Regions from separate parts of the Homo sapiens genome. Here region 1 is linked to region 2. Evidence: read pairs that join two places in POLR2A ChIA-PET (ENCODE). Cell type or tissue: Panc1. All regions are shown on one strand.

Region 1 (5,000 bases), 350 kb before region 2:
AATTTTTGTGTTTTTAATAGAGACAGGGTTTCACCATGTTGGCCAGGCTGGTCTGGAACTCCTGACCTCAGGTGATCCGCCCACCTCACCCTCCCAAAGTTCTGGGATTATAGGTGTGAACCACCACTCCCAACCTATTTTACTTCTTTTTGGGACTTTGTTTTTTGTTTTTGCTTTGTTTTGTTTTTTGCTTTTTTGTTTTTGTTTTCCAGGCTGGAGTGCAGTGGCGAGGAGACGGCTTACTGCAGCCTCAACCTCCTGGTCTCAAGTAATCCTTCAGCCTCAGCCTCCCATGTACCTGGGACCACAGGCATGCACTAGCACACTTGGCTAATTTTTTTTTTTTTTTTTTTGGGATGGAGTCTCACTCTGTCGACCAGGCTGGAGTGCAATGGCACAATCTTGGCTCACTGCAACCTCTGCCTCCCGGGTTCAAGCAATTCTCCTGCCTCAGCCTCCTGAGTAGCTGGGATTACAGGTGTGCGCCACCACACCCGGCTAATTTTTGTATTTAGTAGAGACGGGGTTTCACCATGTTGGTCAGGCTGGTCTCGAACTCCTGACCTTGTGATCCACCCACCTCAGCCTCCCAAAGTGCTGGGATTACAGGTGTGAGCCACCGTGCCCGGCCCACAATTGGCTAATTTTTTAAAAATGTATTTTCTGTAGGCTGGCGCAGTGGCTCATGCCTGTAATCCCAGCACTTTTTGGAGGCCAAGCAGGCGGACCACCTGAGGTTCAAGACCAGCATGGCCAACATGGAGAAACTCCGTATCCACAAAAATACAAAAATTAGCGGGTCATGATGTCAGGTGCCTGTAATCCCAGCTACTTGGGAGGCTGAGGTAGGAGAATCACTTGAACCTGGGAGGCAGAGATTGCAGTGAGCCAAGATTGCGCCATTGCACTCTAGCCTGGGCAACAGAGTGAGACTCTGTCTCAAAAAAAAAAAAAAAATTCTTTATAGAGATGGACTCTTGCTTTGTTGCCCAGGATGACCTTGAAATCCTGGTCTCAAGCAATCTTCCTGCCTTGGGCTTCTAAGCACTGGGATCACAGGCGTGAGCCACTGCACCAGGCCCTGTGTTTAACTTCTTGAGGAACTACCAAATTATTTTCCGCAGTGGCTGCACCATTTTACATTACCAACAACGTTTGAGGGTTCTGATTTCTCCTCTCCACATCCTCACCAACACATGGTATTTTCAGAGTTTTTTGGTTTTGTATTTTCTTTACAGCCATCCTAGTGGTGGTTGTAAACCATGGTGTCTCATGGTTTTGATTTGCATTTCCCTAATGACTAATGATTTTTTTTTTTTTTGAGACGGAGTCTCGCTGTGTCCCCCAGGCTGGAGTGCAGTGGTGTGATCTCAGCCCACTACAAGCTCTGCCTCCCGGATTCACGCCATTCTCCTGCCTCAGCCTCCCAAGTAGCTGGGACTACAGGCGCCCGCCACCATGCCCGGCTAATTTTTTTGTATTTTTAGTAGAGATGGGGTTTCACCGTGTTAGCCAGGATGGTCTCGATCTCCTGACCTCGTGATCCACCCGCCTCGGCCTCCCAAAGTGATGGGATTACAGGTGTGAGCCACCGCGCCCGGCCCCTTAATGACTAATGATTTGCGCATCTTTTCATATGTTTGTCTATTTGCATATCTTTTTTTTTGAGACCGAGTTTTGCTCTTGTTGCCCAGGCTGGAGTGCAATGGTGCAATCTCGGCTCACCGCAACTTCCGCCTCCCAGGTTCAAGCAATTATCCTGCCTCAGCCTCCAGAGTAGCTAGGATTACAGGCATGCACCACCATGCCTGGCTAATTTTGTATTTTTAGTAGAGGTGGGGTTTCACCATGTTGGTCAGGCTGGTCTGGAACACCCGACCTCAGGTGATCCGCCCGCCTCAGTCTCCCAAAGTGCTGGGATTACAGGCATAAGCCACTGCGCCTGGCCTTTTTTTTTTTTTTTCTTTGAGACATAGTCTCGCCCCGTCACCAGGCTGGAGTGTAGTGGCACGATCTCAGCTCACTGCAACCTCTGACTCCCTGGTTCAAGCAATTCTCCTGCCTCAGACTCTCCTGTAGCTGGGATTACAGGCATGTGCCACCACGCCCAGGTAATTTTTGTATTTTAGTAGAGACGGGGTTTTACCTTGTTGGCCAGTATGGTCTCGATCTCTTGACCTCGTGATTTGCCCGCCTCGGCCTCCCAAAGTGCAGGGATTACAGGCGTGAGCCACCACGCCCGGCCTTGTATATCTTTATTTGAGAAATGTCTATTCAAGTCATTTATTCATTTTTGAGTTGGATTATTGTTTTTTGTTGTTGTTGTTGTAGTCGTAAAAGTTCTTTATATATTCTGGATACTGGATCCTTATCAGGTACAAAAATTGCAATTATTTTCTTCTATTCTGTAGGCTTATGGAAGCAATTTTTAAATGATTAATTTGACAGTTGTGTGTGCATAAAGGATTTGAAGAGACAGCAGAAAGACCAACTAGGAATTCATTGCAGTTCTTCAGGTTACAATGGACACAAAACAGTAACAGTAAGAAAATGTCCCCCAAACGATTGTGTACCACAGGTGAAATTAGGAAAAGTCAGCTGAGCGTGGTGGTATGTGCCTGCAGTCCCAGCTTCTTGGGAGGCTGAAGCAGGAGGATCACTTGAGCCCGGGAGTTAGAGGCTTCAGTGAGCCATGATAACGACAGTGCACTACAGCCTGGGCAAGAGAATGAGGCGCTGTCTCAAAAACAAAAACAAACAAACAAAAAAATCAAAGTATAATAGATGAGATCAGCCATTTGTAGAAGTAGCAAATAACCTGGTGTAGTTTCAGGAAAGCATAATTCTATCAACATATCTAAAGTTCTAGCAACCTAATCACTCAAAGTAAAATGGCCGGAGGCCTAACACAATCAAATTCTAACCCAATCAATTAGAATAAGATGGCTGAAGGGAATATAAACAGAATCAATTATATTAACTTGGCTAGAGCTGAAACCCAATCAATTGAATTGTACCTTGTCTTCAGAGAAGGGGGAGTAAGGAAGTAGTCTGCAAAGAATCCCCACCCCCAAAATTGTCAATATTTCTCCAGCGACATTTAGGAAAGAAGATTACCCATTTGTCCAACATAAATGAATATCTTATATCTGTATAAAGAAGATGTATGCTGTTCTATTAGTCACTAAAATTTTCCAACTAGGGTGGGCGCAGTGGCTCACGCCTGTAATCCTAGCACTTTGGGAGGCCGAGGCGGGTGTATTACCTGAGGTCAGGAGTTCGAGACCAGCCTGGCCAACATGGCAAAACCCTGTCTCTACTAAAAATACAAAAATTAACCGAGATTGGTGGCGGGCGCCTATAATCCCAGCTACTCTGAAGGCTGAGGCAGGAGAATCGCTTGAACCTGAGAGGCAGAGGTTGCGGTGAACCAAGATCACACCACTGCACTCCAGCCTGGGTGACAGCGAAACTCCGTCTCAAAAAAATAAAATAAAATTATCCAACTAATTCCACTTGTTCACTAAGCAACCTTCTAATGATCAAACTTGTCTTCCAAAATAGTCAACCATTTTGATTATCCAATAAGATTGTCTAGGCCACTGGAAGTTTTTTTTCTCTATTTTTTAATAACAAAATTTAAAAGTGGTACAGACGGTCGGGTATGGTGGCTCATGCCTGTAATCCCAGCACTTTGGGAGGCCAAGGCGTGCAGATCATGAGGTCAGGAGATCGAGACCATCATGGGTAACACAGTGAAACACCATCTCTACTAAAAATACAAAAAATTAGCCGGGTGTGGTGGCATGTGCTTGTTGTCCCAGCTACTCGGGAGGCTGAGGCAGGAGAATCGCTTGAACCTGAGAGACGGAGGTTACAGTGAGCTGGATCGCGCCACTGCACTCCAGCCTGGGCAACAGAGCGAGACTCTATCTCAAAAAAAAAAAAAAAAAAAGTGGTACAGAGAGGTTGTTTGTTCGTTCTTTCTTTCTCTCTCTCTCTTTTTTTTCTTTCTTTCTTTTCTTTCTTTCTTTCTTTCCTTCCTTCCTTCCTCCCTCCCTTCCTTTTTCTTTCTTTCCTTCCTTCCTCTCTCTCTTTCTCTCTCTCTTTCTCTCTCTCTCTCTCTTTTTGAGACAGAGTCTCTCGCTGTCTGTCACCCAGACTGAAGTTCAGTGGTGCAATCACGGCTCACTGCAACCTCAGCCTCCCAGGTTCAAGTGATTTTCTGCTTGAAAATAGATAAATATTTCCTAAGTAGCTAGGACTACAGGTGTGCACCACTACGCACAGCTAATTTTTGTATTTTTAGTAGAGACGGAGTTTCACCATGTTGCCTGGACTAGTCTCAAACTCCTGGCCTCAAGTGATCCGCCTGCCTCGTCCTCCCAAAGTGCTGGGATTACAGGCCTGAGCCACCGTGCCCGGCCACGCCACTGGAAGTTTTATGTAGAAATATGTAAATTAACCATGTGGTTTATATGTTATATTCTTCTAAGTTTGGTCAGCATAAGTGAGTTCTTCCAAGATGAATTAATTGACCAAAATTGACATGGGCATTCAAGCCAAAGCTTGAATGTTTTCTTTTCTTTTCTTTTTTGAGACAGGGTCTTTATCGCCCAGGCTGGAGTGCAGTGATGCGATCTCGGCTCACTGCAACCTCAACCGCCTTGGTTCCAGGGATTCTCCCACCTCAGCCTCCCTAGTAGCTAGGACTACAGGCACACACCACCCCATCTGGCCAATTTTTGTACTGTTTGGTAGAGATGGGGTTTCACCATGTTGGCCAGGCTGGTCTCAAAGTCCTGATCTCAGGTGATCCGCCCGCCTCAGCCTCTCAAAGTGCTGGGATTACAGGCATAAGCCAGCGTGCCCAGCCTCAATGTTCTTAGGAAAAAAAAGTTAGCAATGTTTCTATCCTTGATAGTCTAATCAACCCAGGTGTGGAAGGAGCCTTATTTTATATGCTTAGGAGAGACAGTGAGAGGAATTTTTTTGTTTGG
Region 2 (5,000 bases):
AGTCAGGCCACCTAAGCTGGTGGACGCTGCTCAGAGGTTCCTGGGACCTATGGAGGAGGTAGTGGGGAGGGAGAAGGACAGCTCCTTTGCCCCCACAGGCCCCACCCAGCTTCCTCTGTGGAGAGATTGTCCCAGGATGCTAGCAACCCGACCCTATTTCTTCCCATAAAAGCCCTATTTTACGAGCCGGTTTCACTGGCCCCCTCACCAAATGCTCCAAAATGAAGGAAATGTCTTAAAAGCAGGCTGGAAATGGAGCCGCTGCTATTGGGCTTCAGTTTCCTAAGCCAGTTGTAGTGGCACAGAAAATACCTTTTCTGGGTGGGATTGCCCTGTTGGGCCACCCAGATCTCCCGCCTCACCACAGAGCAGAGGCGGGTTGGCCGGAGCCCTGATTCTCTGGCTTTAGCTCCTACATTAAGGCTCGGACCTAGTCCTCCTGATCAAAGTGAGCTCGCGGCATTTTTATGAGATCAACTTCAGCAACTCTTTATTAGCGATCAGATGCCTGGGTCGAAAATGCAAAAGGGAACAAACAGCTAATCAATCCAAAAGGAAAAAGAAAAGAGAGGGGTGGGAAGGCATGGGGTGAAAAACTTCAGGTGACACAAAGCAAAAAGATTCCAGTCACCAAAAACAAAAACAAAAAAAAATCTTTTGCCCCCAGCAAGAATCATTTGTTTGGGATCTGTTCCAGCCTCCAGGCCCTGCCTTCTGCCTGCACATTCTGCCCTGATTTCCGGAACCTGGAAGCCTAGGCAGGCAGTGGGGAACTCTGACTCGCCTGTGCTCTGGAGCTTGATCCGAAAGCTTCCACAGTGAGGACTGCTCCGTGGGGTGAGTGTTGTGGCCTATGCCTCCTTGCCCCAGCAAGGAAAGTGCCTTCTGCTCAGGATTTACAAGTCTCCCCCATTTTGCTGCTTTCCTTTCGGCGGGCTCAGTGGTTTTCTCCTCACTACAGTCAGAAGTTGAGTTACAGGAAGATTCGCCAGAGATTTATCGCCTGGCCCCAAACTTGGAGAGCCTCGTTGTCATAAACAGCCATCTATTGTCTAGACTTTTATCTCCGGGTATGGATCGTGCATTAGCGAGGCTCAGGAGACATGGGGCTGGCTCTGTGGGGTGTTTGTGCAGCCGGTGCCTGCCCGCAGGCCCCAGGGGTTTCTTTGGGTCATTTTATGAGAGTGCACACATTTGTGTACACTCTTGGAGCTGGGCAGGTACGCCTGAGTGTTCACGAGTGGAGGCCCAAGGTAGGGAAGTCTCTTTTTCTCTGTGTTGGGGAACATTCCGGTGCGTGTACTTGTGTGTTGGGTGAGAATTTGTCATGGTATGCTTTGTTTCTGGGGCATTTTAAGTGTTCCTGCCTGGGCTTTTTCAGGTTTTATTAACTTGCATCCGCCTGGCCTGTTTATATCCCTTCCAAGCAGATCATCTGGTGTTTTTCAATATTGGAGTGCATTGTGTGTATTTGGCTTCTCTCAGGAAATGGTTTTGGGTGATACCTTCCCAGGCTTACTCCCTCAGATACCCCCACCCACCCTGAATCACACCTCAGCCTCTGCTTTCACCAGGTTGTCTGGCCCTGCCCCACTCTCTGCAAGTCCCTAAATCTCCAAAGTGCCTGCCAATTTTATGTCACAGACATGAAGCACATTTTTGTAGGGTGAGGTCTGGCTATCTCTATCTTTCCCACACTAGGGGGAAGCGTCCAGCTCATAAACCACCTCACTAACTGGAGCTCCCCTTCCCAGACTGAGGGGACATAAGAAAGGGCCTCCCCAGTCCATTTCAACTGTTTAAAATACTATCCACCGAACTCTAGATACTGCCAAAGAGAGCCTGCTGTTCCCTCCCTGGGGCTTCCCGGCTACCCCTCCAGCCCGTTGAGCCCAGGCATTTTGTAACATAAGTGGCACTTTGCCCAGATTAAACGTCTATGGCAGAGACACTTATCACCTTAGATCTTGGGGTCAGAGCTGCTTTGAAAGCCAGGATCATTTAACATCACCAGAAATAATCAAATCCTCTTCCTTTGTTTTTTATGATGAAAACACAGGGTAAGAGAGCACCAGGCACTGAGGCCTGGGAGTTCCACAGACCAACACCCCTGCTCCTGGCGGCTCCCACCCGGGACTTAGACCCTCAGGTCCCTAATATCCCGGAGGTGCTCTCAATCAGAAAGGTAAAGTGGGAGGTGGGGGCAGATCCCAGAGGCCATTTTTCCAGTTGAGGAGGGTGGAGGTGACAACAATTAGAGGCTTTTGGAGCATCAGATTGAACCAGAATTCCCCATCATTGTTTTCTGTGCATCCTTCCCTTCCCTTGCCATTAGAATTTCAATTTAAAAAGCAATGATTAGGCCTTAAAATGTCTCCATGAGCCCAGAGGAGGCGAAAACGAGCTGTGAGGTCCAGGAAAAAGGTAAGTCCTCCGCAGATATCCCCACACCAATTATTTTCCTCTCCTTCTTTCTCTCTGTTCATCCCCAGTGCTACCCTGGAGGAAAAGGATCAAGGATCTCAGTTCGGGATCCTTCCTCCCTGAGCCTTCGAGCTGAGCCTGCCCACTGCCCACCGCCAAAGGCTGTCGCGGCGGATACGGGGCTCTTTCGGTCTCGCCGGGCCGGCTGCGGCGCTGCCTTACGCTCCCGGTCTCCCTGTCTCCCTCCATTCTTGCCTCACCCCTCCCCTAGACCAGCAAATATCCAATATATTTGTTTCTCCGCACGCCAGGCCTCAGCGCAGCCAGCTCAGCGCTCGGGGATCGCTGCCCCCGCACTGGGCCCTTATGCGCTTTGCTTCCAGTTCCACCGACTGCAGCATCTTTCTTTGCTAGCTGCCCGGGTAAAACGCTTCTGTCGCACTTTCCTGCTTCTCCCCCTTTCTTTCCGCCTCTGGATCTGAGAAAGAAATAAAACCAAGCCTCCTACCGCACCAGCCCTCCCCACCCCTGCTGCCTCACTTCTCCTTACCGAGTGTACCGCCTTGTTTTCTGAAGGAAACCGTAACATTCAGACATTTAAGCTGTAAATGAACTTTTCTTTATGACGTTTAATTTTCTCTCCAATTCTTAGGTCCTGCTCCGCTTCGCAGTGGAATGGAACGGATTTAGAAGCCTGCAGTAGGGGAGTGGGGAGTGGAGAGAGGGAGCCCAGAGTTACAGACGGCGGCGAGAGGTACAGAAGACTGGGAGATAGAGAAAAAGAGAGGCGGGGGAAGGGAGGGGGAGGAAGGAGGGAGGGAAGGGTCCCCAGCTGGCGGGGAGCGGAGCCAGAGAGAGAAAAAGAGAGAAAAGTTTCCCGGAGTCTTCATTAGTTGATTTCCCTGTCCGCCGCTTTCCCCGGCCGGCTCACCCCCGGTAAAGGAAGGAGGGGCGTCTTTATTTTTTTAAGGCCCCAAAGAGTCTGATGTTTACAAGACCAGAAATGCCACGGCCGCGTCCTGGCAGAGAAAAGGCTGAAATGGAGGACCGGCGCCTTCCTTATAAGGTACGATGCTAACTTGACCTTCACTTTGTCATGGCGCCCCCGCCCACCCAGACTGCTGCAGGCGCCCGGGCGAGGGAGAGCAACAGCCGACCCTTGCTTCTGCCTCCCTCCCGCCTCTTTTTATCTTTCGATCCTTCTCTCTCGTCTTTCTTATTTTCATTTCCCTCCTGTCTTTTTCTTCCTCTTTTTTCTGTCTTTTCCTTTTCATTTCCTTCCTTCCTTCTTTTTCTCCTGCTGTTCTTCCTGCCCCCTTTCTTTCACTCATTCTTTTTACCCTTGCCGGCTGGTTTCATAGCTTCCCTGGGTTCTCTCTTGCCTTGTTCTCAGGCACTTCCTTGATCTCTTTCTCTCTCTTCCCAGCCTTCTGGTCCCTTCTGGTCTCAAATCCCGGAAACAACAACAACACAAATATTTTCAGTCCTTCCTGCATCCCTACCCTGAACTGGCCTTCACAGCCCCAGCCTGGCTTTTGCCCCACCCAGGTGTTCCTGGGGGAGAGGGGGAAGGCCAATTTAGGATCAAAAGAGGCTTCACTTTGGGACCAGTGCCCACTTGGGGATGACAATGAAATTGGTTTGGATAAGACCCTGTCTTCCTCACATTGGCCCCACCTGCAAAGTCTCTGTGACCCTAGTGGCCTTGGACTGAGAGCAAAGCCTCAGGCTGGGGGGGCATGGGGAAAGCAGATCCCACAGCTCCTGAAACTATGGGGAGGGGAGCAGAGTTCAAGTACCAAATTGTGGTTCACCCTTCTCTGGCTTTCAGCCCCTAAAATCTTAGAGCTTTCCCTTAAGACATCTGAGGAGGAGATTTAGAGAACTAGGGATTTATAGAGATTAAAGCATATGTAAAAATAGGATAGAGAAAGACTATAAGGGCCTCTCCACCTTGTCTATTGCTGCCTCCCAGGCTCCAGCCGAGCCTCTGACATTAACTCTAATCATATCTTGTTTGGCTATAAAATAATATTATTGATACCCCTGTAATTATCTATTATCCCCTTACTTGTAATGATTACAATACTAGAGGAGGCAGGTCTATGCTGACAAAGTAAAGCCAAGCAAATATCCTGGAAAATGAAACTAAATCAGGGGCATTCAAACTCGATCTCTTGTGCGTTCTTGAGTATGTTCCAAAATCTATAAGCTCCTGCCTAGGGCCTCCTTGATTTAGGAATAGCCATTTTGTAGGGCTTAGGGTGATGTTGGGAGACCCTACTGTCTCCTTTTCCTCTACATCCCATACACCCCTGGCCCCTCCTCCTCTGCACAGACATCAGAGAGGGTCAGACAATAAAAGAGAAATACTTTCTCTCTCTCCCTCTACAATTATCCGAATAATTGCATGAATTCTTCCTGGAATACCACTGTGTAGTCAGGGTCAGGATTTCAGCAGGAAGTGCAGGGGACAGAATTCCAAATGGGGGAAGCTGAGAGAGTCCTGCGTTCTTACATTCCCAGACTTTATAGTTCTGTCTAGTGTTACATTGTTTCTTCAGGCAAAGATCTTT

Evidence for each region. Peaks named below come from ENCODE experiments on the same cell type or tissue, not always from the same donor. Only the 100,000 strongest peaks of a DNase experiment are listed, where the experiment ranks them.
Region 1: POLR2A ChIA-PET joins it to region 2 with 7 read pairs; 5 of 35 experiments call an interaction of 5 or more read pairs at or near these places.

What each region holds. Positions count from the first base shown.
Region 1 is chr12:54,312,246-54,317,245 of GRCh38, reverse strand. No RefSeq gene overlaps it. Among named protein-coding and RNA genes, the nearest start is that of COPZ1, 10 kb to the left of the region's middle. In Panc1, no CTCF peak of the experiment used is centred here; no DNase peak of the experiment used is centred here.
Region 2 is chr12:53,964,454-53,969,453 of GRCh38, reverse strand. It overlaps HOTAIR (HOX transcript antisense RNA), which reads left to right. Exons shown (of 7, transcript NR_186241.1): 2 at 698-837; 3 at 2,060-2,185; 4 at 3,077-3,178; 5 at 3,367-3,490. Among named protein-coding and RNA genes, the nearest start is that of HOXC11, 6.2 kb to the left of the region's middle. RefSeq lists an enhancer at 2,169-3,073. In Panc1, no CTCF peak of the experiment used is centred here; no DNase peak of the experiment used is centred here; H3K4me3 peaks cover 1,074 bases; H3K27ac peaks cover 4,830 bases.